Linked DNA regions of Homo sapiens: region 1 is linked to region 2. A link is a loop called in an ENCODE intact Hi-C map of the cell type or tissue named here. Cell type or tissue: PC-3. All regions are shown on one strand. Links, peaks and the distances in the headings refer to the core of each region. The heading gives the core; the rest is flanking DNA.

What was found. Hi-C counts contacts between places; a loop is a spot of excess contacts. Peaks named below come from ENCODE experiments on the same cell type or tissue, not always from the same donor. Only the 100,000 strongest peaks of a DNase experiment are listed, where the experiment ranks them.
Region 1: a loop joins it to region 2, with 6 times the contacts of the local background. A loop is called at or near these places in 5 of 110 quality-filtered maps.

What each region holds. Positions count from the first base shown.
Region 1 is chr6:57,256,773-57,272,374 of GRCh38, forward strand. LINC03001 (long intergenic non-protein coding RNA 3001) reads right to left here and starts at 6,574. Exons shown (of 3, transcript NR_109774.1): 1 at 6,531-6,574; 2 at 5,674-5,895; 3 at 3,752-4,945. It also overlaps a transcript of PRIM2 not described here. In PC-3, for the core only: no CTCF peak of the experiment used is centred there; DNase peaks (open chromatin) are centred at 6,339 and 9,109; H3K4me3 peaks cover 314 bases; H3K27ac peaks cover 3,045 bases.
Region 2 is chr6:57,184,305-57,199,906 of GRCh38, forward strand. BAG2 (BAG cochaperone 2) reads left to right here. Exons shown (of 3, transcript NM_004282.4): 3 at 1-5,529. It overlaps RAB23 (RAB23, member RAS oncogene family), which reads right to left. Exons shown (of 7, transcript NM_016277.5): 4 at 12,146-12,302; 5 at 10,466-10,548; 6 at 9,538-9,630; 7 at 2,688-6,296. The coding sequence ends at 6,157. Among named protein-coding and RNA genes, the nearest start is that of BAG2, 20 kb to the left of the region's middle. In PC-3, for the core only: a CTCF peak has its summit at 5,981 (motif pointing right); no DNase peak of the experiment used is centred there.

The DNA.
Region 1 (15,602 bases), core at 3,007-11,006, 73 kb after region 2:
AAATATCCTGCTTATCAGATGCTCTGCCTTATTTTCAAGGCTTATGCTTATTTTGAGTGTAGCCATGGTGAACTTCATCTATCTAACTGATGTGCTAGTCTAGTCTCCTACCTACTGCTAAATTACTCAATTAACCTATTTTGTTCAATTCCATTTTAGCCACAACCCTTTAGTTTCAGTTGCCTTGACATTGGGGAAAAAAACCCTAATCTTTCTTATCTATTTGGTTAATTGGCCAAATTAATTCTGACAGATATCACATAGGTATTTTTGTTTTTCTTGGGGCAGCTAGCCACCCTGGGCCAGTGCTTCTCAATCTGGGCACACAAGAAACAACTGGTGTATCTTCTTGAAGCAAGAGTTCTCCTTGAAGATTTACTTGAAGAGAAAGTTGAAGCAGGACACTGAAAAATGTAGATGAAAATCTTTGAAAGAAGTATTTTTTATCTTAAAAGAAAAAAGAAAATATTATGAAACAGAATAAAATATCTGTAGGCATTTTTTTTTTTTTTTTGTGAGATGGAGTCTTGCTCTTGTTGCCCAGGCTGGAGTGCAATGGCGCAATCTCGGCTCACCGCAACCTCCACCTGCTGGATTCAAGCGATTCTCCTGCCTCAGGCTCCTGAATAGCTGGGATTACAGGCACCCACCACCAAGCCCGGCTAATTTTGTATTTTTAGTAGAGACAGGATTTCTCCATGTTGGTCAGGCTGGTCTTGAACTCCCGACCTCAGGTGATCTGCCCGCCTCGGCCTCCCAAAGTGCTGGGATTACAGGCGTGAGCCATCGCGCCCAGACTGTAGGCATTTTTAAGGCACAACTTTAATGGAATTTTGAACTGGTGGTAAACTACTCATGGTAACCTGTGGTTGAAACCATAGGCTTTGGGGCAAGACTGAAACCTAGCTCCTCCCTTTTCTAACTGTACCCTGGGGCAAGTTGCTTAGCCTTTTTGTGTCTCCATTTCTCATTTGTAAAATGGGAATAATATCATCTGCCTCATAGAGTTATCATGAGAATTAAGTGACCAGTATATGTTAAATGTTGGAACAGTGGGTCGTTCATAGTGAATTCTCCCTAATGTTAGCTATTTTCATTTTCATTTATATTTCTAGATATCCCAAGGGTTATTATTTTGTCCTCCTCTTTTGTTAAGTTGTCTCAGAGCAAAAGTTTGAGCAGCCCTGCCTTAGTCCTTCCCCAGGATTCTCTCCAGTATGCTGCACTTGGTTCTCATCGGCTGGTCTTTTGTAATGTTTCAGGAATGCACTGTTTTCCTTTTTCTCTTCTCTGTCTCTTTTTTTTCCAGCACCATTAAAAACAAAGAGTAGCTGTTTTAGGAATTTGGGAAGTGAAGAAACAAGACATTCGACTGTGAGTTTCACCCATGTTTAAAACGAAATAACCTAACAATCGGGAGTGGCGTGCTACCGTTAAGATTTTGGAGGTAGAGACGTGAAGATTTTCAGTCGCAACTCCCTTTAGAACCATGGCTTGAACCCGTAAAGTATGAGGGCTGCCCATAAAACTTTCTCTTCTAAGATGTGGGATATGTGTAGTCTCATCTAGTTATGGCTCATCTGGGAATGGATTTTCTGACGCAAATGAGGTTTAAAAAAAAAAGGCATAGTGTCTCTTTATTTGGTTAACACTATTTCTGCACTTTGTTTTTCCTTGTCAGCTTTAAAAGGAAGAGAACAAAAGCCAACCACCCTGCCAAAACTTGGCAGTAGAATTTCAGTGAGTGAAAATTCTCCACCTACAGTAATGTTTGAAGTGGTTGCACAGTGAGGGCCCCCCAGCCCCCACCCCAACCCACCCACCCCTCCACTGCAGGCCATTCTTGACCTGTTAGGACACCATCTTATGCAAAGTTAAGAAAGCCCAAGAGCCTAGAACCCACAGAAAAAGGCCAGTGTAAGACTAAGGGCATCTATCCCCTGTTCTTTTTTCCCTGTTCCATCTGATATTATCTTTGGCTCAATAGTCCTAGAACTCAGAAGGCTGATACTCCAATGTACCCTAGAATTGCTAGACTCAACTCTACCATCTCCTCCGCTCCCAGAACCTGGACTCTTGGAGGGCAGACAGCAGGATAGGAGCAGCCTCAAGGACGGGAAAGCAATGGAGACTGACCTATCCTTTGCTATTTCCCTTTGCCACCAATATCTTCTAGTTATAGGATTTTTGCACCTAGAAATAAAATATACAAATATTGACCATAACTTACAGTAATTCAGTGCTTCTAAGTTCCCATGTACCATGGCAAACACATGGATATATTATAGCAACATCATAAAACAGACATGATTATTTCTATACCAAGGATAAATCTCAGGTTTAGAAGAAAGGTTGGAAAAATTCTTGAAGGTCACAAGCCAGAAGTACATGGCACTGAAACAGATCTGACTCTTGAGTCCAAGCCTATTGTATTGACTTGCTATCAATGCATAACAAACCGCATCACACAAAACCAGTAGTATCTTTGAGTCATCTTGGGGGTTGGCTGATTTAAGCTGGGCTAGGCTAGGTGGCTGGGGTAGCTCTGCTCTATATGCCTCTCATCTTCCTCCTGGGACCAGTAGGTTGCCCTGGACATGTGTAAGAAGAAAATTGGAAATATGCAAGGTCTCTTAAGGCCTAGGCTTGGAACTGGCACACTAATTTCTGCCTCATCCTGTTCGTCAAGGCAAGTTACAAGGCTGAGACTAATGTCAAAGAGCAAAGAGACATACCTCATTTTTTTTTAAGAGATAAGGGTATGCCTGTTGATTAGGTTGTACTCAAATGCCTGGGCTCAAGGGATCATCCTGCATTGCTGGGACTACAAATGTGCACCACTGTGCCCAACTGAGATATACTTCACCTTTGTGGGGTGTAGTGGATGCTGAGGTGCACTTCCTGGTCCCTTTCCAGAACCAAGGCACTTACTTTCTCAGCTGCTAGGAATATTGCTTGCTGATGATGGCTCACCAAGTCCACTGACTCCCATCCTTTCACCTCCACCCTCGCCCTGGAGTCCCCATCCCACTGCCCACCAGGAATTGTCCTCAGCTGAAGGGCACTGCTTTGCCCAAGGGTGCCCCTATGGTCAACCCACATTCAAAGACTAGTCAGATGTGAGTATGAAGTCTGACCTCTTGCCTCAATTCAAGACATCTCTGAAGAGCTATCCTAGCATCAGAGCTTCCCATAGGATTGGGTGAGGCCTGGGTTGCAATTAAATTAGTCCCATTTTTTTCTGTGTCAATCTTGCTTCCCCTATTCCCTTAAAATGGCTGTTTCCAAGAGCATTCCTCAATAATTACTCTATGAAATCTAACCTTCAACATGAGAGGGACTCCAAAGCCAATGGTGAAGGGCAAAGATATAGTATAGGAAAGAATCAAAACCAATAACGCAATCTACCACATCTTTGCATTTAAGAAGTAGATTAAACTGCATCCCAGGTCCAAAAACAAAAGCATATAGTGGAGCAGACAGAATCTCTGTCTGACATGTCTTAATGTATATCTAAACCATTGATATTGGACCTTGAAATATATTTGACTTGGAAAAGGCATGTGGTCCTGAAGAGTTGTGGGCAAATGGAAACTTTGTAAATTGAATTAAATTCCAAATGCATGGTGGGGGTTTGGTATTCTAAAGTGAAAAATGTGGTGAATTATTTTATGAATAACCATTTTAATAACATTGATTTTTCTATGATGAGTTTTACATATCAGCAATTTATTTCATTTTTATGAACCCATTCTATTTTTAAAATAATTCTGTGTGTGTGAAATTATAGCATGATGTCATACGTTTGTTTTTTGGTCTCCAATCCTTGGTGGATTTCCTTTGCATAAATTTTAAGTTTACATGAACCTGAAAAGATTCCAGGGACTCTGGGCAAAGCCATGGGTGCATGGTTGTTGGAAATGGGTACAATGGATATAAGTAGCCGGGCAGACAAACATCCCAGGAGAAGAAATTTTGGCCAGGTCATGTTCCTTTGTCCAGTAAAAAAAGCAGGAGGAGAGAAAATAGATAATTTACTGTACTCAGGGATAGGGATTGATAAAATAGCTACAGCAGAAGGAAAAGTCAGCAGGAAAATCAAGAATTCTAACAGAATATTGCGGATATGACTGTTCATGATCTCCAGGGGTATGAAGGGCAAGCCAGGCTAAAAAGTGGACCAGAACACTGGTGGTTGAGGGATTGGAGGCCCCAGTGAGAGGAGGGAATAGGCACACAGCAGTGACAGATTCAATGGAAGTTTTTCCATATTTATGATATGCAAGCCATGTGTATTTTCATTTCCCTCATGCTTTTCTGTGAAGGTTGAGGCTCTCCCATGTGATAGTTTCCTCTATCAGTCAGGATTCTAAATATTCTTGATATTTTAAAGAAGAGATTTAATACCAGGAGATGACAAAGGTAAGAAGCCTAAAGTGGGAGAGTAAGGCATCCTTGAGATTATCAAGAGCAGGAAGCTGCTACCACTGCCTAAAGCTTAAGGGACAAAAGGAGCCAGGCCACCAGGGAGAAGTTGGAACCACAGAAGCTCTTGGAGCAAGAGCTGGGTCCATAGAAGAGATGGCCGCTGCCAGAGACAATACTTGAAGCTGAGAGAAGTGGGGAAAAATACCCAGCTTCTCCCTTTCTGCTCTCTCTTCAGGGCCATCCAATGGCTGAACTGACCCAGAAACCAGAGGGCAAAGGAACAAGGAAAAAGTAATTCTCTGTGATACGGAACAGGGTAGAGCGGGGACAGGGGATAAATCTAAGAGCAAAACAGGACAAGACTAGCACATGGCCTCAACTTCTCTGCTCTCCATGGCAATGTCTTCCTCCTCTTCTGTTTCCAGGAGTCTCTAATTCCTGCCACTTATTGCCCCAGGCTCCCTTGATAGCTGGTTTCCAGGTGGGGGCACAGCCAATGGGTGGCAGCAGCAGGAGACTGGGAGATAAAAGGAAAGGTTGGGTTATTTTTCCCCATTCCCTCCCTGCTTTGGAGCCACCTCTCTGGAAGGCTCCCTCCACCATTATAGATCCTGCTGGTGGTCTGTCTTCCGTGGCTCCAGGTCTCACCAGCTCTCACCAGGTCTCTCTCTAGGAGTGGTTTCCTTCTATTGCTGGTCTCTGGGTGTCTCAACATCCCTTGCTAATTCCCTTAATTCTGCCCACAGCTATGTCAGCAGTATCTTTGTTAAAGTCCCTTCATTTGAACAATTTGGCTTGAGTTCTGTTTTCTGCCAGAACCCTGGCTAGTATCCTGACCTACTGTGTTCTTTTCCAAGCTCCTTTCAAGTGTCATATTTTCCCCACTGTTGCCCAGATCAGCAGTGTGGTATAGTAGAAAGAATACTGGACTTACTGGCAGACAGACATGGTTTTATTTCTGATTCAGTCACTTACAGAGTTACTGGCTGGGAAAGTTATTTAACCTCCTGAGCTTCCGTTTTCTTGCTGGTAAAGTGGAAAGGGGATAATGATGAATTTCAGTTGGATATATTAGAAATCCGTGCCTGACCCATGTGTTCCAGGCCTCATCTGCCAGTTGTCTTTTTTTTTACATACCGATTATTTATGGCGTAAATCCCCTTCCTACTCGACTGAAAGAAATGAACCCCCTTCAAAGTATTTCCAGTTATTTCTAGAAGTTTCCAAAGAAGTTCCCTTGCTCACCAGTCGTTCTTTCACAGTTGCCATCGTCTTCTGCCCTGTTATTTTGCTTCTGCCCCAGCTCCCACATGTCCAGCTTCTGCTTGCAGGGCCACTTGCTGAGGCTTTGCCGAGGCTGAAACTTTTCCAGGGTCACTGTCCATCATGAGAACACAGCACATGCCAAGGGTGTTGCCTCTTAGTGTTCCCAAAGAGTCTGGTCCTTGGGAAGCCTCCATTTGGCCTCTGTGGTGCAGAGAGGAGAATGTCCTTCCCTGGCTCAGCCCCAAATAGCTGGGCTTGTGCCTAGAGCCTCTGAGAGTCTCTTTGACTATTTCCTCAGCTAATTTCACATGTAAACAAAACAACTCACAGAGGTTCTGCAACCTGCTTCCACCGTCTTTCTAGAAGGAGGTCAGAAAGGGAACAGATGCTTTGCCCTTTTCCCCTCTCCCCTCCACAGCTCTCCCAACCCCCAAACCCATCTTCCTCTTCTATTTGCTAAACTAAACATTTTATACTTATCAACCACTGTGGGATGGAAGTGGGATGGTCAAGGAGGGAGGTGAGGTCTAGATGACTTCTGTATATGAGCCAGAGTCCAATCCATTTATATATGAATGACTCCTAGTACAATATCTGACACAAAGTGGATTCTCAATGGTTGATGAATACTATTATCACGTAAATAGGAAACCACATTTCCTACCATTTAGATAGTATAAGTTCTTCAAAGTTCAATTTATGTGTCATTTCTTACCAGAAACCTGGCCCTAATCCCAGTAGGATGAGGTTACTCTTTGCCTCTGTATTTGCTTCTTAGGGCTATGGTTATAATATACCAAGAATTGGCTTAAAACAACAAAAATTTATTCTCTCACAGTTCTGGAGGCTGGAAGTTTGAAATCAAGACATTGATAGAGCCATCCTCTCTCTGAAGGCTGTAGGGAGAGTCCTTCCTTGCCCCTTCCCAGCTTCTGGTGGCTCTTGGCAATCCTTGGTGTTCCCTGGCTTAGAGCCGCTTCACTCAAATCTCTGCTTCTGATGTTGCACAGTCATCTTCTCCCTGTGTGTCTTTGTTTCCACGTGGCATTCTCTTCCCTTATAAGGCCATCAGTCACAGTGGATTGAGGCCCACTCTAGTAACCTCATTTAACTTGATTATATCTGCAAAGGCCCTGTTTCCAAATGAAGTCACATTCTGGGATCCTGAGAGTTGGGATTTCAAAATACCTTCTTGGGGGGTGCAATTCCACCCACAACACCCTGCAATAAGATTTTAAAATTGAATAGCAGCAATCTTATTTCTCTTTTGACATCTATCACATCTAGCTTATTTTATAGTAATCTATCTTTTATCTCCCCCTACAACACTGAACAGCCCAAGGACAAAACCTGTTTCTGATTCACTTTTGTGTCCCTGACAATACCTACATGTCCCATAATAGGTTTGATAGGTACTAAGTGACCGGGCTGAGGCTTGCACCCTCCCCTCCTGACTCATGATCAATCCTTCAGACTAGAGCGTGCTGCCACCAGCCTGGTACATGTATTTGTGAGTTCCTTGGGTTTCAACTCCTTGGTTGATTTATTTTTTGAAAACACTATATATCAGGAAGATGGGTTTGGCTAGCTGAAATAGCTGGTTATAGCTTGCCTTGGGTGGTTAAATATTTATGTCTTCTGAGAGTGAACAATGGGCTTTACTCTACCAGGGAAATAATCTTGTTTGTCCCCATTTATTGGCTCTTTTTTCCTCTTTTACATTTTCAGCATCCTAATGATGTCCTTAGTGATAGTTGCTATGGAAGTATTTTAGTGTTTTCTGCAGTGTTGGGTGGTGCAGTACCTGAAGCCCTCTTTAGTGTGTATTTATAATGACACCAAGCCATGAATTTCATTTTAGTGGTAGCTTTCTTGCTTAATAACTGGTTGTCGTCGGGGGAGTGGTCTGCATTTATTTTGGCCTCCTGATTTATCGCACTGATTTTTCTTCTCCTTTTCATTGTTCCTGGAGTGCTCGTCATCACTTCAAATACTCAACCCATTATTTCACAGAATATAATGACAGAGCCAGCCCCATCATTTTATCATTGAATACACTGGTAAACAGTTGCAACCCCTCTAATACCAATGTGATGAGGGGTGATTTAAACTTGTAAAAGTCAAACGCTTTTTTTTTTTTTTTTTTTTTGCGATGGAGCCTCACTCTGTTGCCAGGCTGGAGTGCAGTGGCACAGTCTTGGCTCACGGCAACCTCCCCCTCCTGAGTTCAAGCGATTCTCCTGCCTCAGCCTCCTGAGTAGCTGGGACTACAGGTGCGCCCCACCAAGCCCAGTTAATTTTTGCATTTTTTAGTAGATATACGGTTTCACCATCTTGGCCAAGATGGTTCCAATCTCTTGACCTTGTGATCTGCCCACTGGCAGATCTTGTTTGTCCCCATTTATTGGCTGGGATTAAAGGCGTCAAAAACTTTTAAGAATGTATAGTTTGGAGACTGAGACTCAGTAATGGGTGGAGGAGAGAAAACTGGGATATCTAGAGAATTGGATTGTGATGTCTTCCGTAAAATAGTAATAGTAGTACATGTTCTACCTACTTGATAGGATTGTTATGAGGGTCATGTGATTAATGTATGTGAAAGCAATTTGTAAGCTGTACAGTGCTATAAAATGTTTATATATGTTATCATTAATAACAACTAGATTGTTAATAGTCCTGATTGCTTTTGACCTGGATGTCTATGGAGAAGCAGCTTAATCTCTGGTGAAGACATGACTTGACCTTTTTACTGAACCATGTGGGCAAATGATCAGGCCATTATGCAGTATTTTCAAGGCCATCAGGTTGTCTGTGTTAGCCTCTTTCATTCGACTCTTACCTTTTATTTGGGGAGGAGAAGGGACAGTATGACTTTAATTATTAAGCTGAAGAAGTGGAGAAATCTTGATTTCTTGAATAGCTTTTTCAAGTCAGCTCTTTAATATAAAGTCTCTCTGGTGCATCTGTTGCTAGCTTGCCACGTTGGTATGTGCCATTTTAATTTTGTTCCTCCAAAGGTTTGGGTTATTTTTCCATACACTTTGGTTTACGGTAGACGCTCAACCACTTACTAGAATAGAACACACTTAGGCATGTAGACTTTGACAATTCTAGGGAAAAGTTGTGAATGCATTTAGTGATTTGATTTGTGTGTTTTAGTTTAAGTAATCTATCAATTTATCCTATAGATAGCCCAGAAATTGATGTCACTGCAATTAAACAGAATTTTTTTATAAAGAATTCTGTGCCTGACAACTCTAGACATATTTATTATGCAGCTTCTCTTAAAGGATTTTCAATTTGCTCATTTGGAGCAAATTTTGTGTGTTAAATGCAGTTGGTTCCTAGACACTGACTCATTTTCCAAATCTGAGTACACTTTTTCCTCAATTGACTTTCCCCTGCCAGTATGTCATCCAACTATTCTTTAATGTACTGTCAAAATATGGTCACCTCATCATTAACAGGAAATGGGCTTCTTGCCCAGTCTTATGAAAGTAGAATAAAATCAGACAGTTTGATTTTTAAACTATAAGAAAAGGAGAATGAAAAAACAGCAAAACTTAACTAATTTCCAAGCTCAGGGCTATTTATAAAGAGCTTGAACAAATAAGACACCCAGAAACGAAAGGAAAACTGCAATTTGCTTGGCTTTGTGTAGAATACAGAAGAATTTCCATTTTACTCTAAATATAAAGTAGCTGCAATGTGAGTCAACATAAATAAAACAAAGAAACCAAGTCTTTATGGAAGATGACAGCAGTTTCATGTGGGCAGCTTCATGTGTTTAAGCATCTCAATGTGAAAACTTGGCCATTTGCTCAAGATTGTTTCTCTGTATTTAGATTTTTGGTGCAAATATCATCTCTGTCTCTAGGAAACAAACCCAGACGGCCTACAGAGTCAAGAATGAAGAATTCATTTTACTGAAATGTTAATGTCAACTCTAAAAATATCAGAGTTTTCAATTTTACCTAATCAAATAATCAGCTCGACAATTTTTTTGCAACCACAGTTGCTTATAGGGCTGACCAAAGTGACGATTTGTTTAAGACCAAGTTCAAGGTTAGTTAAACATATAACATATAGCGCAGATTTCATTTAACCATGTGGATAATTCAGCCAAATATGTTTTTCATGAATTGCTGTGAAAAAGAGTAATTTGCCGCATTTGAATTATCTGATTACCTGTCCTGATCTTCTACTTCACTTTGAGTGTATATGTAGACTTTATTAGAATAACATTTTGTAGTGTAAAAATAGTCTATGTCGCCACAGCTTCTCTCTACTTGCTAGTTCAAAGCTTTCTCTTTAATTTTTGATCAGTGCCAATTTGGAACCGATCTCTTTTAGCTCAGTTTCCTCATTTGTGGAGTGGGTATCTTAACGTCCAAAATAATAAATGATTAAAAATAGTTAAAAAAAGTTAAAAATAAATGATTAGTGGAATGATGAAAAGTACTTCACACAGAATCCAGCATATAGTGAATGCTCAATGAATTTTAACTATTTTGACTTTTACTGTTAAAGATGTGACGTGGGAAGTCATTAAACCTTTTGTAGCTTAGTTCTTTAGGTATGAAAGACAAATGTCTTGATATAAGTCTAAAAATGTTCTTAAAATGCATGCAGTGCCTCCACATGCAAAGTGAAGCACAGAATTTAAGTAATTACCTTCATTAATTAATCAATGCATTGCTTTACCTAATAGGTTGATACATGTTTTAGAGCAAAGCTTGATGCACAAAGGTCCACTTTGCTTGGATATTAGTTTTATTGTCATTTTGCCATTTTTTTGGTATTCATTATCTACTGTGATGGGACAAGAATTTGGGTGAAAGTAGTTTACTTGGGAGGTGATCCCAGGAGGCATGATCAGGGAGTGGGCAAGTAAGACTGGCAAAAGAGGAACACCATTAAAGGATACATTGAGAAGCGGGTTACTGTCTTGGGCAAGTGAGCTCAATCCCAGTGGCATCTCTTTGAGAGGCTGCATAAAACCTTTGAGCAACCTCATCCATTTAGTCCAGCACTGTACTAATATTATCACTTTCTACGAGCAATACCACATGAAAAAATTTGGGGAGCATTGCTATAAAGAATGGTTGAGAGTGCTGAAGAGAAGCCAGGAAAATAAAAAGCAGAATAAATAAGAATGGTTGACATGCACGGTGGCTCACACTTGTAATTCCAGCACTTTGGGAGGCGGAGGCGGGAGGATCACTTGAGGCCAGGAGTTAAAGACCAGCCTGGGCAACATTGCGACACCCCATCTCTACAAAAAAATTTTAAAATTAGCTAGGCATGGTGGCACATGCTGGTCTCGAAAACCTGGCCTCAAATGACCCTCCCGCCTTGGCCTCCCAAAGTGCTGGGATTACAAGGGTGAGCCACCGTCCTGGCCTGGTTACATTTAACTATGTTGCAGAGAAGATCGTGGATTCATTCAAAATGAAATCATTGTTGCTGGGTTCTTGTAAAAGTAAGGTTGTTGAGCTATGGGCATTGAGCATATGAGAACAGAAACATAATCCTTTTAATCTACTCAGCATTTTGCAGGCTTCAGAGGAATAATGGCTGTTGTTTCTGGCTTTGCAGTTCAAGTGAGATGGATTTAGAAGAGCTCCAAGCACATTCCTAAAGTATTAGGTGGTTGGAAGGTTCTATGAGTTACGTAGTTGTTACTTCAGTCTCCAGCGGAAGGGAGGAGACATGTCTTCCTAGTCATATTCCTCCTTGGTCTCAAAAAACCACATTTTGTTCCCTTCAAGTCAGGAATGTAGCCAGAATGCCCACCAGGTGGTGCTCCAATTACTTTACTGTATAACATTTTGTGACCTCCTGTAGGATATAAGAATATTAAATGTTAGAGTTAAAGGCAGAAAATATTCTGTAACTTGAGCCTCAAGATGTAAAGACTTCATATATTGAGAAGACTAATATGGCTTTTAAAATATCACATGACATCAAAATGTCTATGCATAAAAGGTGAAAAAAAATGCTATCTCAGAGCCAAGGTTAACATTCTTGGTAGAAAAATAGATTACAATCAATATTTTTTAATTGAGTTTTAAAAAGAATTCTGATGCACTAGGTTCTGAGGCATTACAAGGATATATATGTATATATATATGGCAATTTCCCCCCACATTTACTTATTTATTTTTAATTTTATTATTATTATACTTTAAGTTTTAGGGTACATGTGCACAACGTGCAGGTTTGTTACATATGTATACATGTGTCATGTTGGTGTGCTGCACCCATTAACTCGTCATTTAGCATTAGGTATATCTCCTAATGCTATCCCTCCCCCCTCCCCCCACCCCACAACAGTCCCCAGAGTGTGATGTTCCCCTTGCTGTGTCCATGTGTTCTCATTGTTCAATTCCCACCTATGAGTGAGAACATGCGGTGTTTGGTTTTTTGTCCTTGCGATAGTTTACTGAGAATGATAATTTCCAATTTCATCCATGTCCCTACAAAGGACATGAACTCATCATTTTTTATGGCTGCATAGTATTCCATGGTGTATATGTGCCACATTTTCTTAATCCAGTCTATCATTGTTGGACATTTGGGTTGGTTCCAAGTCTTCGCTATTGTGAATAGTGCTGCAATAAACAAATGTGTGCATGTGTCTTTATAGCAGCATGATTTACAGTCCTTTGGGTATATACCCAGTAATGGGATGGCTGGGTCAAATGGTATTTCTAGTTCTAGATCCCTGAGGAATCGCCACACTGACTTCCACAATGGTTGAACTAGTTTACAGTCCCACCAACAGTGTAAAAGTGTTCCTATTTCTCCACATCCTCTCCAGCACCTGTTGTCTCCTGACTTTTTAATGATCGCCATTCTAACTGGTGTGAGATGGTATCTCATTGTGGTTTTGATTTGCATTTCTCTGATGGCCAGTGATGATGAGCATTTTTTCATGTGTTTTTTGGCTGCATAAATGTCTTCTTTTGAGAAGTGTCTGTTCATGTCCTTTGCCCACTTTTTGATGGGATTGTTTTTTTCTTGTAAATTTGTTTGAGTTCATTGTAGATTCTGGATATTAGCCCTTGGTCAGATGAGTAGATTGCAAAAATTTTCTCCCATTCTGTAGGTTGCCTGTTCACTCTGATGGTAGTTTCTTTTGCTGTGCAGAAGCTCTTTAGTTTAATTAGATCCCATTTGTCAATTTTGGCTTTTGTTGCCATTGCTTTTGGTGTTTTAGACATGAGGTCCTTGCCCATGCCTCTGTCCTGAATGGTATTGCCTAGGTTTTCTTCTAGGGTTTTTACGGTTTTAGGTCTAACATGTAAGTCTTTAATCCATCTTGAATTAATTTTTGTATAAGATGTAAGGAAGGGATCCAGTTTCAACTTTCTACATATGGCTAGCCAGTTTTCCCACCACCATTTATTAAACAGGGAATCCTTTCCCCATTGCTTGTTTTTGTGAGGTTTGTCAAAGATCAGATGGTTGTAGATATGCGGCATTATTTCTGAGGGCTCTGTTCTGTTCCATTGGTCTATATATCTGTTTTGGTACCAGTACCATGCTGTTTTGGTTACTGTAGCCTTGTAGTATAGTTTGAAGTCAGGTAGCATGATGCCTCCAGCTTTGTTCTTTTGGCTTAGGATTGACTTGGCGATGCGGGCTCTTTTTTGGTTCCATATGAACTTTAAAGTAGTTTTTTCCAATTCTGTGAAGAAAGTCATTGGTAGCTTGATGGGGATGGCATTGAATCTATAAATTATCTTGGGCAGTATGGCCATTTTCATGATATTGATTCTTCCTACCCATGAGCATGGAATGTTCTTCCATTTCTTTGTATCCTCTTTTATTTCATTGAGCAGTGGTTTGTAGTTCTCCTTGAAGAGGTCCTTCATGTCCCTTGTAAGTTGGATTCCTAGGTAATTTATTCTCTTTGAAGCAATTGTGAATGGGAGTTCACTGATGATTTGGCTGTTTGTCTGTTATTGGTGTATAAGAATGCTTGTGATTTTTGTACATTGATTTTGTATCCTGAGACTTTGCTGAAGTTGCTTATCAGCTTAAGGAGATTTTGGGCTGAGACGATGGGGTTTTCTAGATATACAATCATGTCATCTGCAAACAGGAACGATTTGACTTCCTCCTTTCCTAATTGAATGCCCTTTATTTCCTTCTCCTGCCTGATTGCCCCGGCCAGAACTTCCAACACTATGTTGAATAGGAGTGGTGAGAGAGGGCATCCCTGTCTTGTGCCTGTTTTCAAAGGGAATGCTTCCAGTTTTTCTCCATTCAGTATGATATTGGCTGTGGGTTTGTCATAGATAGCTCTTATTATTTTGAGATATGTCCCATCAATACCTAATTTATTGAGAGTTTTTAGCATGAAGCGTTGTTGAATTTTATCAAAGGCCTTTTCTGCATCTATTGAGATAATCATGTGGTTTTTGTCTTTGGTTCTGTTTATATGCTGGATTACACTTACTGATTTGTGTATGTTGAACCAGCCTTGCATCCCAGGGATGAAGCCCACTTGATCATGGTGGATAAGCTTTTTGATGTGCCGCTGGATTTGGTTTGCCAGTATTTTATTGAGGATTTTTGCATCGATGTTCATCAGGGATATCGGTCTAAAATTCTCTTTTTTTGTTTTGTCTCTGACAGGCTTTGGTATCAGGATGATGCTGGCCTCATAAAATGAGTTAGGGAGGATTCCCTCTTTCTCTATTCATTGGACTAGTTTCAGAAGGAATGGTACCAGCTCCTCTTTGTACCTCAGGTAGAATTCGGCTGTGAATCCATCTGGTCCTGGACTTTTTTTGGTTGGTAAGCGATTGATTATTGCCTCAATTTCAGAGCCTGTTATTGGTCTATTCAGAGATTCAACTTCTTCCTGGTTTAGTCGTGGGAGGGTGTATGTGTCAAGGAATGTATCCATTTCTTCTAGATTTTCTAGTTTATTTGCGTAGAGGTGTTTATAGTATTCTCTGATGGTAGTTTGTATTTCTGTGGGATTGGTGGTGATATCCCCTTTACCATTTTGTATTCCGTCTATTTGATTCTTCCTCTTTTCTTCTTTATTAGTCTTGCTCGTGGTCTATCAATTTTGTTGATCTTTTCAAAAAACCAGCTCCTGGATTCATTGATTTTTTGAAGGGTTTTTTGTGTCTCTATTTCCTTCAGTTCTGCCCTGATCTTAGTTATTTCTTGCCTTCTGCTGGCTTTTGAATGTGTTTGCTCTTGCTTCTCTAGTTCTTTTAATTGTGATGTTAGGGTGTCCATTTTAGATCTTTCCTGCTTTCTCTTGTGGGCATTTAGTGCTATAAATTTCCTTCTACACACTGCTTTGAATGTGTCCCAGAGATTCTGGTATGTTGTGTCTTTGTTCTCATTGGTTTCAAAGAACATCTTTATTTCTGCCTTCATTTTGTTATTTACCCAGTAGTCATTCAGGAGCAGGTTGTTCAGTTTCCACGTAGTTGAGCAGATTTGAGTGAGTTTCTTAATCCTGAGTTCTAGTTTGATTGCACTGTGGTCTGAGAGACAGTTTGTTATAATTTCTGTTCTTTTACATTTGCTGAGGAGTGCTTTACTTCCAACTATGTGGTCGATTTTGGAATAGGTGTGGTGTGGTGCTGAAAGGAACGTATATTCTATTGATTTGGGGTGGAGAGTTCTGTAGATGTCTATTAGGTCAGCTTGGTGCAGAGTTGAGTTCAATTCCTGGGTATCCTTGTTAACTTTCTGTCTCGTTGATCTTTCTAATGTTGACAGTGGGGTGTTAAAGTCTCCCATTATTATTGTGTGGTAGTGTAAGTCTTTGTAGGTCACTAAGGACTTGCTTTATGAATCTGGGTGCTCCTGTATTGGGTGCATATATATTTAGGATAGTTAGCTCTTCTTATTGAATTGATCCCTTTACCATT
Region 2 (15,602 bases), core at 2,781-10,780:
GTTTCAGATGAGGAAAATATTCCATCAAGTATCTTCAGTTTTGTGAATAACAAAACTAGCAATATTTTAATTATCTATCTAGAGATTTTTTAGATTGAATTCTTGTCTTGTACTAGGATCTAGCATATTTCACTATTCTGTGGATGAATACATAGTTTGTGGGGAAAACAAACGTTCAGCTAGGGGCAAAAAGCATGACTGCTTTTTCCTGTCTGGCATGGAATCACGCAGTCACCTTGGGCATTTAGTTTACTAGAAATTCTTTACCTTAAGCAGCACACACATTTACTACACACACAGTGTTAACAAAGCACTGTGCTTAGAGGGTAAAAAGGAATCACAAAACAAGAATCTTTCCAAAGTTGTCTCATTCAGCAATGTTAAGGCATCTGTATCAAATTATTTTGGATGTAAAGATTCCTGTGTCTCATAATATGAATGTATTTTTTGATATACAAGAAACTGACATAAAATGTGAGAAAACCACCTATAATTTACCACTGTGAACAATTATATATCTATCTGCTTCATCTTTTCTCAAATGCATCAATTCTCTAAAATTCCTATATTGTAACTTGCCTTTTTTTAAAAAAGTTAGATGCTGATATAAAGTCTGCTTAATTGTCAACTTAATGAGCTCTATTTTGTGTAGTTATATCTTTATCCATTCCTCTTTTATGGACATTTAGGTTGTTTCCAACTTGTTGCTATTACTGCAACATATTTTTGTACACAGGACTTTTTCCTTCTTTCATTTTTGTTTTTCTCTGTATAAAGGCCCAGCAGTGAATTATATTGGGTCAAAGGATATAGACGTTTTCATGGCCTCACACATATTAAACTTTTTTTGTATAAAGGTTACAGCAATTTATACTTTTTTCAGTAATTAAAATATAGCTATTTCACTGAAATATTTCCAGCACTGAGCATTAATACCTAGTTTGCATTTTGTTTACTAAAAAGGTTGACCAGTGTGTTGATTCTTCTTTTATCTGATAAAGTGTGAAGCAACTAGAGAACACTTATTTGTTCAAAGTAACTAGTCCTATTGATATACAAAAACCACAACAACTTCCCTGGATACTATTTTGAAATGAACACATCAATTTTTATTTGAATGTAGGTATTCTTCACACTGAAAAACCAAATCAAGATCCAAACTGACTTTATGTATGTATATATCTCTCAATGCAAGCAATATCAAACTTCATTTTCTCTACAAAAATGCCAAGTTAGTCTCTTTATAAAAAGCAGTTACAATCTGAAGACATTCATGTTACTTCCTTTGCCAGCTCCAACTCTGCCTTATTTAAATCTTTGCATTTCATGGGAAACATTAATTCTATCTATGGCAGAGCCACTTGGTTTGTTAGCAGACTGATTTGCTGTCATCAGACTGTGAGATGATTTTTTGTGTGCATCATTTTTTTCTTGACCAGCTTTTTGAAAATTAAGAAATGGATAGTCATGTTTTCTTCAGGTTCTCAAGTATTGTCAGCATCCGTAAATCCCTTCCACTCTGGGAAATACTACTGCTCCCTGCTTCCCATGGCTTCCACATCAGTCCAGGACTTTTTCTACACAAATTATTCTGGCTCTGCCTCCTTGACCTTGGTATTCTTAGCATTATTTTTCCCATTTTTTTGCAATGGAGTTTTTAATGGAGGTCATTGATTTCTGATCACAGACTTGAAGAGCTATGATCCACATTTCCAAGCTGCTTGGGGTCCCTGGTTTACAGTGTCTCCAGCATTCTGTACCTAGAGCCACATCTAAAGGGCAGGGAATCTCCAGTGTGGTTTTTTGTTTTTTTGTTTTTTGTTTTGGAGTCTTGCTCTGTCACCCAGGCTGTCTGACAAGTAGAAGACATATCCACTGTAGCAAGGAACACTATGGAGTATATGAGTTAGGGAAAAGAGACTGTGAAGGGAAGAGAACAAACATTTTGTAGACGTTTGGTGTTGAATATATGCTATGGAGGCAGTTTCTATAGTTTCATTTACTTCATGAGGTTTCATTTTTTCTTTTCTGAGATGGAGTCTTGCTCTGTTGCCCAGGCTGGAGTGCAGTGGTGTGATCTCAGCTCACTGCAACCTCCACCTCCCGGGTTCAAGCGATTCTCCTGCCTCAGCCTCCCTAGTAGTTGGGACTACAGGCGCCCACCACCACGCCCGGCTAAATTTTTGTATTTTTAGTAGACATGGGGTTTCACCATATTGGCCAGGCTGGTCTCAAACTCCTGACCTTGTGATCTGCCTGCCTTGGCCTCCCAAAGTACAGGGATTACAGGCATGAGCCACCACGCTTGGCCAATGGGTTGGTTCTTAACATGTATTTTTATTTATAAGAATGGGAGTATAATTTATTTTCAAATGATGATGAATCTCCTGAGTCACATTTTTACCCTCATTTAAACTATTGTCTTTTATATAGACTATAAGTGGATATAGAGTATGTTTTGCTGTATCTCAATTCTCTACCATTCCTAGCATATAATACATAATTTTAGGGTAGCCCTCCTGCCATTCCTTGTTAGCACTACTTTCAATAAAATGAGAGTATTAAATATTGGCAGAGTATCTGAAATATGAAATAATTTTAGGTTGCTTTGATCTTTAAAGAAGTTGCATTATATATTTTACTATTTAGATCCACACTGTTGATACAATCATACATATCACACAAAATTTTAGCTTTGAAATGCATTTATTTTCTGATTATTGGAATTCATCCTTCATGAAATTTTTAGAGTAGTGTTTTAAATTAAGCTCCAGAGTGTAACTGCAACCAAATAGCAATACATACAAGTGGTTTTCCATTCAAATTTACAAAAGCATTATTTATTAGTAATAAAAATATAGAAGGAATTCAGTTTTCCTTTTATCCCCAATTTTTTGCTTTTAAAAGACCATTTACTAACATCCTACTGTAGATATTTCGAGAGACAGATGAAAATAATAATAATAAAGATTATTATAGCCAAATCATCCAGTTAGCCAGGAGTTTGATGACTGGATATTTCAGAGTCTACTGCGGGTTTTAAATATTTTGTTAGCAAATGAATTCATCTGTATGATGAGAGACTTACATGTTTTATAGCTGAAAACCTAAGGAGTGACAATAGTACATGTGACATTCTTAACAGTTAAAAACTGAGTAAGTCCTGTTCATTAGGTAGGTGCCATGTGGAACAAGCTTTCACCTCATCAATGCATTTTGTTTTCAGAGAAACAGACTAATGATAGATTAATGGGAACATTTTATCAGGTTAGCAGTAACTATTTCAAAGGTTTTGAAAAGTATGCTAATAATTAACAATATCTTATATTAAAAGGGTCCAACACTAAGTTGGGACATTAGGTCCTAAGGCCAACTCCCTATTCTAAGGTCTTCAGAAAAGGTCCAGTTTCCTAAAACTCACAGGTCCAAGGAGTACATGTTATTTATTGAGAGTTCCTTCTGAGCACTGCACTGCCAACTTCTAAAGCAACCACCTAGAACTTCACTCCATAATGAGGAAAAAGTTTTCATCCTCTTTTTGGTAGTTTTAGCTTTATTTTGAAAAAGTAACGTGTGCTATCAACTTTGGGCAGATACAAAGGAAATCATTTAACCTGGTTTTATTTAACTATATTGCCTTATATGGGTCATTCTATATACTATTTAATTCATAGACAGAGACTGGAAAAGGAAAAGGAAACCTGAGGAACTCTGAAATATGGCAGTTATTCCACAGCGATATGTCTACGCAAAAGATTAGCCGTAATGTTAAAAAAGTAGATTAGAGCACAAATGCACAATCACCTGGAATCTTGGAAAAGTTTTTCTTTAGTATACATGGTTTCATAAAATTAAAGTTATTTAAGAGAATGAAGGGTCTTGGAAAAAAAATGTCAATTTTTGAAGGCTTTAAGAATTGATTAAATTGAGAAATTAACATGGCTGACTTTCAGGCCTACTTAATTATTTTAAATGACTAATTATGGTTAGGTTTAAAATACAGCAGTGCAAATTAAAAATTCAAATATGTAACAAAGCTCTCTCTTCAGTTCTTATTTAAAAAAAGATAAAACTAGGTACATAAAATTATATTACAGGAACTGTAACTATCCTCAGAGATTACTTTTTTTAAATATAGAAAGGTAACACGCTTTTAGCCACACAGCTAACATGAAAAAGAACTAACTAGAACACATATAACAAGTGATTTTTCTGCCAATAAAGACAAAAGACTATTTGTTGCAAAGTATTATTTTGTGCAAAAATTAAAGAGGAGAGTAGAGAGTAGAAAATTGAAGAGAGTAGAAAAGATGACTCATTAGCAGTATCCACTGTTTGTTAGGAACTGAATTTTGCCCCCAAAACCTATGTCACTATCAGCAATGGGAGTGGTGACAACTGGTGACATAAAAATAAGCATTTTACATTACTGTGAAATAGATAATGCCAGATCATTTCAATATAATGAAAAGCAAAAATTTACTTTTTAATTTTTTTTATTTTTCCATCTAAAATGGCAAAGAGAACATTTACTTTTGATCACTTAACAAGGACACACCCAGGAAATTTGATTTTCTCAACATTAGGAGGATGAGGGGAGTACAGATGGAAAAACAAAAGATAAAACACAAAAGGAGTACATAAAACATTGTTTAGTACAAATAATGAAAAATGACTTCATGACATTTTCCAATAAAAGTTATTTTTACAGATTTTGCAATGCTGTAAAAACCAGGTATATTGAAAGGGGTTATTTATAGGTTAAAAATAAAGCCATTGATGAGTGATAATCAGTTTTAACAGAGTTCACGCAATTATCTTAGCTGGAAAGCTACTGTCCCAAGTGACAAAATTTATGTCCTGACACATGATTACATATTAAATCATTTTGTAAAAGAAATGATTCTGTATGTGGGACTGACAGCTCTTGAGAAAGTGCTATACAAACAAGGTTATAGAAATGTTGAAGTGATTGATAATCTTAAAATACCATACAAAAATGTGTAAACAAAAGGATGGTTTAGAGTTGCAGGGCATTATAAAATATGTAATTTTAGTTAAGACTAATAATAATATTTTTGTGCACTTTAAAAATGGTTAGTGTAATCTTGTAAGTTCAAAGCTGGGTTCTCAGTGAGCAGCAAAAGGTGTTAGATGCATCACCACACTTCACAGGACCTCCTGAATGACTGCAGATGTGCTGTGTACCTTCTTAAGGGGCTTTGGCTGACCTTATGAGAGCAGGAGCTCACCATGCTTATGGGTGACTATATCAAAAAGATCTGCAATAAGGCTCACCTGGGAGATGCTCTAGCATTCAAATTCCTATACTCCTCTTTTATCTACGCTGTCAGATGAAAACTGCTTACTGCTTTTAAAAGATATAATAAACAATATAAATTCTGATAGTAAAGCACTATAAAAATTAGGTATGATATTTTTGGCACAAAGCACTTTTTAAACCCAAGCTCATTTTGCAAAATATATGTCTAGAGTTTATCATTTGAAAATAAAAACATATACACAATATGTAAATGGTTTTATAAGTGAATTAATTAGAATGTACATTTTCTTAAATACTGCACATACCTTCAGCTTACTCCAGTACCAGACATCTGCATGCACACCCCACATTCTACATTACACAGATATTGCACAAGTTTCAATGCCAAAATACTAATGCAGTCTGGCAAGATTTAGGGTTTACCTTTCAGTATTATTTTGTGAAAGTATTCAGATTCAATACTATTTCGCAGAAAAGCTACATGACCAATTTCAGGAAAAGAATGCTTGCTATCTTTCCTTGATCCACAGTATTAAAATCTGTAACAATATATTTAGGCATTTCATTTATGTTTTCCAGCATTTAAAATTCCGCAAAACCTGTGTTTGAAATTTCTTATAGCATTCCTTTACAAACAGGAGAAGCTTCGTCTAATGTAAAAAAAATTAAAGGAGTCCACAGGGCAATAATTTTTCCACCAGAGGTCTCACTCTACATTCTGAAAAGCACTGCAGAGCAATATTTAAGTCTGTCACTTTCAGAGAGCCATTAGGAGCAAAGTCTGCTGAAAACCTTGTAACATACCATGACAGCTGGATGGGTTTCTTAATGCATTGCACAATGTAATTCAATTGTTTTCCTCCCAAAACATCTTAGGGTATGCTACAGCTGCTAAAAGGATTTCTGTTTTTCTTGGTCCTTTGTTTGTTGGGTCTAAGATTGATGACATCTCCACCATTGAGGGTACCTGAATTCTGACCGGAGTGACTTCCACCAGATGTATTAAAGACACCTGTATAAATTGAGGGAAAAGAGTGATTGCCACTGACACGCCTGAGTTACCTGTTGCATCCAGCTTGTTAGTAAAATCAGTAATATTTTCAAGTATTTACAGTTTCTCTAAAATTGTAGTAAAATCCAACAAAATTTAGCATCTTAACCATTTTTAGGCATACGGTTCAGTGGTATTAAATACATTTGTAATGTTGTGGAACAATCACCCCCGTCCATCTCCATAACTCTTTTCATCTTTAAAACTGAAACTCATACCCATTAAACAGTAACTAACTCCCCATTCCCCCTCCCTGCAGACCTTAGCAACCACCATTCTATCTTCTGTCTCTTATGATTTTAACTACTCTACCTTATATAAATGGAATAATAGTGTCTTTTTGGGACTGACTTATTTCATTTAGCATAATGTCTTCAAGGTTCATCCAACGTAGAACACTGAAGCATTTCCTTCCTTTTTAAGGGTGAATAATATTCCATTGTATGTATATACCACATTTTGCTTATCCTTTCATACATCAATGGACACAGATTTATGATTTTAAAGCTCTTGTTTTAGTTTTACTTTTAGTAGCTAATACGCATGGTACAAAGTTCCAAGGCTGTAAAAGAGGTCACATTAGGGCTCTTTTTTACCCAGATTTTCACCCCTTGCCAGTTTTCCCACCCCTAAGGTACGCATGTTATTACTTTTCCTACTTATCCTTCCAGATATAGTTTATGCATATATAAGCTAAAATGCATATATATTCTCTTTTCTACCTAAGTTGTGGCATATTCTACACAATGTTCTGCATCTTTTGACTTAACAATTTATCTTTGACGTTTGGAATCAGCAAATACGATAATTTTTATTTATTTATTTTTTGAAGACGGAGTCTCGCTCTGTCGCCAGGCTGGAGTGCAGTTGTGTGATTTTGGCTCACCGCAACTTCCGCCTCTTGGAGTCAATTGATTCTCCTGCCTCAGCCTCCCGAGTAGCTGGGACTACAGCCGCCTGCCGCCACGCCCGGCTAATTTTTCATATTTTAGTAGAGACGGGCTTTCACCGTGTTACCCAGGCTGGTCTCAAAGTCCTAAGCTCAGGCAATCCACCTGCCTGGGATTAGAGGTGTGCTAGGATTACAGGCATGAGCCACCACACCTGGCAACTACGATAATTTTAATAACTTACTAACTTCACATCATATCACTTCCTCAAGAATACCTTTTAGTTAACAACAGTAACAACAGTATTTCTGAGTTGTGTGTGTGTGTGTGTTTTAAGAGATAGGGTCTTGCTCTGTCACCAGGCTGGAGTGCAGTGGTGCAATCATAGCTCATTGCAGCCTTTAACTCCTGGGCTCCAGCAGTCCTGCCTCAGCCTCCTGAGTAACTGGGACTACAGGCACAGGAATGCCATCAGCTAATTTTTCTTTTTTTTTTTAAGAGACAGGATATTGCTATGTTGTCTAAGTTGGTCTCAAACTGTCGGCCTCAAGCAATCCTCCTGCTTCAACCTCCCAAATAGCTGGGATTATAGGCACAAGCAACCACACCCAGCTATTTGTGAGATTCTGTGTTAATACTAGTAAGATACGTTTTTCCTACTTATACTAAACCAGTAAAAAAGTGGCCCACAGATAAAAGTGATGAGTAGCTAAAAGATAAAGAACTTTATAGTTTCCATTTTGAACTGTGCTATTCACAAAATGTAATCTCCAATTTATGATATAGCATCCATGACACACAAAATTCTGGGCCAGAGATACTGTCAGGGATACAAAGGTGACTAAGACCAGTTCTCGCCCACAAGAAGTTTACAATGTAATAAGACAAGACAGTAAACAAGTAATGCCATATGACATTATATGTTAAGTGTCATAAAAGAGACACAAAATCTTACAGAAGTTTCAAAGGAAGGACAGATTGCATCTGATACATAAGAAAGGAAAAACTACATGAAGAAGGTAGAACTGGACACTTGGCAGTGCCCTGGGCTTAGATGTCTATTCTTTTAGAAGATGGAGGCTGGGCAGTGGCTCACACCTATAATCCCAACCCTTTGGGAAGCCGAGACAGGAGGATCACTTGAGCCCAGGAGTTCAAGACCAGCCTGGACAACACAGTGAGACTCTGTTTCTTTAAAAAAGAAAGAAAAAGAGTATGGAGGATGTGTCTTCAGGCAGGCAGATACACAACTGAAAACTTTCTAGAAAGGCCTTGAGGAATGAATTGTTCTTCGACAGAAGATGGGAAAGAGGTCATTCTCAATAGAAGAAAAAAAATGACCAAAAGTGAAGAAGAAAGCAAGCATGGGGCATACTCAGGAAAGATCAAGACCTCTGAGAGAACCAGTAAATGGGTTACATAGATGTAATGGTGTGGCAGGAGGCTACACAGAAGGAAGGGCAAAACCACCTTTAAATGTTGGATTGAAGAGAATCTGCATTTACTTTGTTCCACAATGAGTCTTATTAAAGCTTTAATCAGTAGATATGAAGAAGACAAAAGGGGAGCCAAGGAGATCACACCAGGTAGAGGCTTATTATAAGTGTCTTGTGTTCACAAAGCATTTGAGGTCTCTGATGGCAAGAAATTTTGCAATGAAAATGGCAAAGGCAGAAAAAAAAAAAAGCCAGAATCCAGGAAAAATCTAAGTTAAAACAGGTCCAGAAAATAATGTGTTTGTTTCTACATATGTAGTGAAGGGGGACAGAATACAGATATGAAGTCCTTAAGAGATTATACAAGTATCAAGATTTAGAACCAGCAACTTTGGCTCTCATTTTCCTGGAATCCAGAACAAGAAGAGAGACATCTGGTCAGGCAGTTATTGTGAAAGAGAACACAACACACTTGTTCTTCAGAGAATGCTAAAGTTTTGCTGGCATTTAACATAAGAAAAAGCAAAATCAGTAATGGGTAATAAGCAAGATAGTAAGAAAGGGAAAAGGTAAGAGCCAGTGTAAGTACAGATTCAGAAGAATAACTGTTATAAAGTTCCTTTATATAAAGGACAGATCTTTACAAAAAGTCTTTATCTCTGTTGTGTTTAATCTATCAAATGGATTTATAAAATTCAATGGCAAAAAAACCCCCATTAACACAATATACCTTTTAACAAGAGACCTGATACTTAAATCACTGACTTAATAGTTTAATAATCACTTTTAAATCACATTTCTGAAAGAAATGAGCATATTATATGTGTTTTTTAACTTTACCAAGTAAACATGGGCTAAAATTTCCTATGTACTTACCAATCTTGTTACTACTTGAATGCGTTAGTTCTGGATCCTCAGCTATTTGTTGTTTGAGTTTCTGAAGGTATTTTTCAGCCAAATACTTAAAAACTAGAATAAAAAGAAAACACCCAGAACCAGGTCAATGATTTATGCATGTAAATCTGTTATTTCACATCATTTGTAATATTTATACTTACTAAACAAATTTAAAGTTACAATTAGGAGCATACAATCTAGTTAAAAATTCAACTTTTAAAAATTATTTGGGCAGTATCTGAGTACAATGATAATATTAACAAATGTATAATGGTATTTTATTAGTAAATAAGTGAAATAATACTTGTAATGATTGGCTCTTCTAAGTATCTGAATAGTGATTAATACTAAGCAACACTAAACAGACTCACTCTTGAAAAGATGTCTCCTTTATGTGAAGAAAAGTATCCAAAATAGACATCCAAGAGAATATCTAGTTGCAATCTAAATAAGTGGCAATTCCAGAATGAGAAAAATAACTTACCATCTTTTTCTAATTTCACTTTCTTAAACTAGGAAATACTATTAAATTAAAGTATTAAATTAAATACTATTAAATAAACTAACTACCTAGTGGAATATCTACTATCATGGAGTTCTAAAACAACTGAGTTATTTTTAACAGGTATGCATCAAAACCACATATGCATATACTCTACATATATAGCTTACATTTTTCAAAGATAATAATAAAAATGGAAAACCTTACGAGGATGAAAAGTATTCAAGGGCATTAGTAAATAATTAAGCACTAACAAAAAGAAGTAGAAAGCCTTTAAATTCTACTTAATGTTAGGTGACAAAAAAATCTTGTTCTCGTTATAAATATAATTTCTAAACAACACAATTTTAAAAGCGCAAGAATAAAATTTCTTTTTGCAATCTATATCCTTTAAAGGTAATTTACCTTCATTCACATTTAGATCTTCTTTCACTGATGTTCTGTAGAATCTTAACTTTAACCTTTTTGCCAGTGCCTCAGCTTCCTCACTGCACATCAATTTAAAAAAAAATGCTTTACAAAGGTGCCTTCTGATAGCTTGTTTTTTAAATCACTTTTAATTACATTTACTGAATACAGTTTGGCAGGGAAGGGAGGGAAGGTGGATCAGATCTTTCAGAAAATTTTCATATTTCTTTTTAAAAGAGCTTGATATAATTTCCCAGTTAAGTAAAATCAGTTGAAAGCTATGTTTTCATTTAGTGCCTGTACTGATTTTAGTTTTCACTACTCTTGAGAAATAAACACCAACTGTTATACCGTATGTGTACATAGAAGACTTTTCTATAAAGTCATTAATCTCTAGCCCTAAACTAAGAAAATATCACTTTTCTTTGTATAATATTTTAATTAATTTTATCTCTTCCTGAGAACACCTGTAGTTAATTACACTCTGAAAATCTTACAGTGAATTACTTATTTTATTCTTACTGGCCATGAAACAATTTTGCTGCCTAAAGCCAAAGTCAGTATATTAATGACTACATCTCCAAATTGTACTCCTAATTTTAGTTTTATCAGGATTCCTGGTTGTGGACTCCTGATATTAATGTCATTAGAGACTGTTGTAACCATGCCCCATAGGCTCCCGCTATTTCTCTGGCTTCTGGTCTTCAGCCCCTTGTGTAGTCTCCTCCCACACTGTAATCAAGGTTGGTCTGGGTGTCCACTAATATGCAATACAAGGGACAGTATAAGACTGGGTCATAAGAAACACTGTGGCTTCTGTCTTGCTCTTTCTTGGATCACCCACTCTGGGAGAAATAGCTGCCGTGTTGTGAGAATAGGAGAGGCCCATCTGACAAGGAACTAAGGCTTCCTGCCAAGTGAATAAGCCATCATAGAAATGGATGGTCCAGCACCAGTGTAGCCTTTCCGTGAGAACAGGCCTAGCCAACATCTCAACTGCAGCTTCATGAAAAACCACCAGCTAAGCCATTCTCAAACTCCTGATCTACAGAAACTGTGATATAATAGATGTTTGTTGTTTTAAGACACTAAGTTTTGGGCTAATTTGTTACATAGCAACAGATAACTAACATAAGAAGACTTAAAAAACAGGTAAAAACCAAGCAAATATTTTCAAAACTGGCAAAAATAATAATACAATAAGTAAATATTTATGAACAGAAATTATCTGTTCACAAATTTGAGCATAAGAGTTCTGAATATACAAAACAATATGAATCTGAACCCTTAATTAAAATTCATCAACATAGGATAGTTACTTATTCTGGGTATTACAAAATCTAGGGATGCTTTTCTTAACATTCTTACCATATTAAGGTTTGACTTAACATGAAGAATTAGATTTCTTGTGCAAAGACCTGAGATTAGAATTCTAAAAGAGCCTTCAAATTTTAATCCTTTAATTTTATCTACTTAGGAATCAATGAATTTTTTAACCCAAACCAATCACATAGAATAGCTCACAGAAATTTTAGGTAAATTAAAATATTTAAGTCATTAAAGCCTTCAAAATGAAAGTATAGAATTTTTCCTAGAACCTGTAAAACTATGCAAAAATTAAGATGTCTTAACTTTATAGAATTACTGTCCCTCCTTCCCCAAAAGTAGCCATCTTACTTCTTTATACAAGAATCATCCAGAAGATCAATCTTGTTTTGCACAAGTACAGTTGGTATATCTCCCACTTCGGCTACTACTTTCTCTCTCCAACTGGAAACTGCTTCAAAAGATTCCCTATCTGTGGTAGAGAACACGAGCACACAAGCCTGGGCTCCTGTAAGTTCACAATCAATCAATCAATCAATCAAGGTATTTACATTAACATATTACATTTACATTAAGAAAACAATCTCATGAAGAATGGGGGCAACTTTTATCCATTCAAAACAACTTTTATGTAAATAAATGTTGAACTCATCTTTGTACTACTCTTCTTTACTTTTCAACATATAAACTCTATTTATGTTGAATTCATCTTTGCACTACTCTTCTTTACTTTTCAACATATAAATTCTATTTTCATTTTTACCAAAAACAGTGGTTCTCAAATGTGTTCAACTGTCAAAGTACCTCAAAAGCATACACATTCTTTTTGGAATACCATAAAATACTGATTTAATTCCATTATAAAAGCTAGAGAGAATGGTAAACTAAAATTACAGGCTGTTGCCAAATTCTTCTTGTTAATTTGCTTCTTAATTTCTTTCAGCGTAGATTTAAGAAAAATGTCATTTGCTTAATTTCTTTCAGCGCAGATTTAAGAAAAATTTATGAGAAAAAAATCATAATTTGTTCATTCTATTCACTTTTTAAATAAATTGTATTATTTTATTTCAGTAGAATACCAGTGATCCTAAGGAACATAATTTGAAAGCCAATGCCAAGAGTATATATATATATAATAGAGGGGTTGGGGGAAACTTAGTTTTACCCTGTTTAACTGCATAATTTTACCCACCCATATTGTATCCATTGACAATATTTTAACCATCAACTGTCATTTTAGGCTGATAATATCAAAGACTAAAATAAGCAGAAACCTCTTAGAAGAAGCAGTTTTATAAATTATTAGCTATTGATTCAGGTAGCATGGTGATAAAAGCAGGCATGTAAGCAACAAGAGAAAATCATCCTGGGGGTCAAGAGGATTTCCTGAAATCAAGGCATGTTTTCTTACCATTACTCCTTCCTTACACATCCCTCTGGTATAAGAGTTTTCTACTAAGACTCAAGATATGTCTGGGCTATCTAAGACACTCTAGAGCCAAAACTAGTCTGTATATCTATATATCACTGGGGGAATACTGTAGAAAGCAAAAGACCACAGAAAGAAAACAGCAGTTTGCTATTACTGTAAAAACAGAAGGTTCATTTGGAAAATCTTCCCTACCCTAAAAACAGGTTTTTTGTTTTCTGGTTTTCTTGAGACAAGGTCTCACTCTGTTGCCCAAACTGGAGTGCAGTGGCATGATCATGGCTCGCTGCAGCCTCGACCTCCTGGACTCAATCAATCCTCCCACCTCAGCCTCCTGAGTAACTGGGACTTACAGGAGGAGCCTGCCATCATGCACAGCTAATTCTTTGTTTTTTTGTTTTGTTTTGTTTTGTTTTTGTTTGTTTGTTTTGTAGAGATGGGTCTCCCAATGTTGCCCAGGCTGGTCTCAAACTCCTGGGCTCCAGCAATCTGCCTGCCTCAGCCTCCCAAAGTGCTGGGATTACAGGTGTGAGTGACTGTGCCTGGCCTAAAAACAGGTTTTAATCCAAATAATAAATGAATAATGCAAAATACAGAAAGAGAGAGACAAAGACACCCTGAGACCTTCTCAGAATTTAAGGGAAAATAAAACTGAAGAGATCACATTAGTATACCGATAAATAAACTTATATTTACTTGAGCTGTAATATTTACCTCAACTACAAATAAAAAAAATTATGTAATCATATTTTAAGAAACTGTGGATCATGAGGTCAGGAGATCGAGACCATCCTGGCTAACACGGTGAAACCCCGTCTCTACTAAAAATACAAAAAATTAGCTGGGTGTGGTGGCGGGTGCCTGTAGTCCCAGCTACTTGGGAGGCTGAGGCAGGAGAATGGCATGAACCCGGGAGGTGGAGCTTGCAGTGAGCCGAGATCGCGCCACTGCAAGACCAGCCTGGGCAACATGGCAAAACCCCATCTCTACAAAAAATACAAAAATCAGCCAGGCGTGGTGGCACACACCTGTAGTCCCAGCTACTCAGGTGACTGAGGTGGGAGGATTGCTTGAGCCTGGAAGGTTGAGGCTGCAGTGAGCTGTGATTGTGCCACCGCACTCCAGCATGGGCAAAAGGGTGAGACTCTGTCTAAAAAAAAAAAAAAAATTTGTTCTTTATCATAAAACTCAATGAATTACCTTTAAGCCTACAGCTTTATGTCCAGCTGTCATTTAAATTTGAGGGCACAATAGGGTATTTCCAAGTGTTCAAGGTCTCAGACACTTAACCAAAAAAACCTCTTAGAGGAAGCATATATGATGGAAAAAAAACCCCAAACAGATAATGCCAGAGATACGGGCAGTAAGAATGATTAAGAAAAGCTCAACATTATTTAAAAAATCAAAGACCAAAAGAAAGTATGTCCATAACAACCCCAAGATTATTTAGCAGGGGACAGAATGGGTACAGACCAGAGAAATGTGGGAATGTGCCAAAGTGCTTGTGTGAAGAAAGGGAAGATGTTTACATAATCAGGGAGGTAAATAAACAAACCCTGCAGCAGAGGCCTGTGGCTGCATGCATGTCCCCTCAACCGGGCTTCAGCGCAGCTGTGGAGAACAGTTCCTGTGCCAGTTGCTCCTGCCTATGCTGCAGGGGGCTCTGCTGTTCTGCTGGGGGCTGTTCTGATGCATCCCCCAAGGGGGAAGTGATGCCTCTGGGTGGCGGGGGGGTGGAATGAACACCTCAGCCTCCCTTTGGTGGGCTCCTGAGGCCTCTCTTCATGGTTCCTCAGGGAGACTGAGCCCCAGTGGCCCACAGTGATACTTAGAACGCTTTACTGGTTTTTCTCCCTTCCTTGCCTCATTCTCCCTAGTCTTTCACTCTACTTCCTGGGATCATGTCCCAAATAAACGAGCCCCACCCATGTGGCGCAGTGGGAAGGCACACAGAGGCTTAAACTAAGACAGTAAATGCCTTAAGTTAAAGGCAATCACCTTAAGAATAAGAGAATGTATGACTATTAAACCACAGGAGAAAAATGGATTTCTGCAGTATAAAGAACAAAATGAAAAAACAAGAACTGCAGGAAATAAAAAATCTGAAATAAGATCGCAAAAATAAGTCCTAAGAAGATAAATTACAATCTATAGAAAGAATGGTACACAAATCTCCAAAGCAGGACGGTTCACCTGATACCAAGCCTTTATATCAAATGCTGCACCACCTTGTCTGATTTAACCTAAAAATATTACTAAAATGGAAAAAAAATCAACTGGATTACTTTTTATGGATTACTTTTATGGTTATAATAATTCTGACAAATGTTGGACAACCACTTGTTTCCATTTCCCCTAACTGAATATCATCTTCCATCT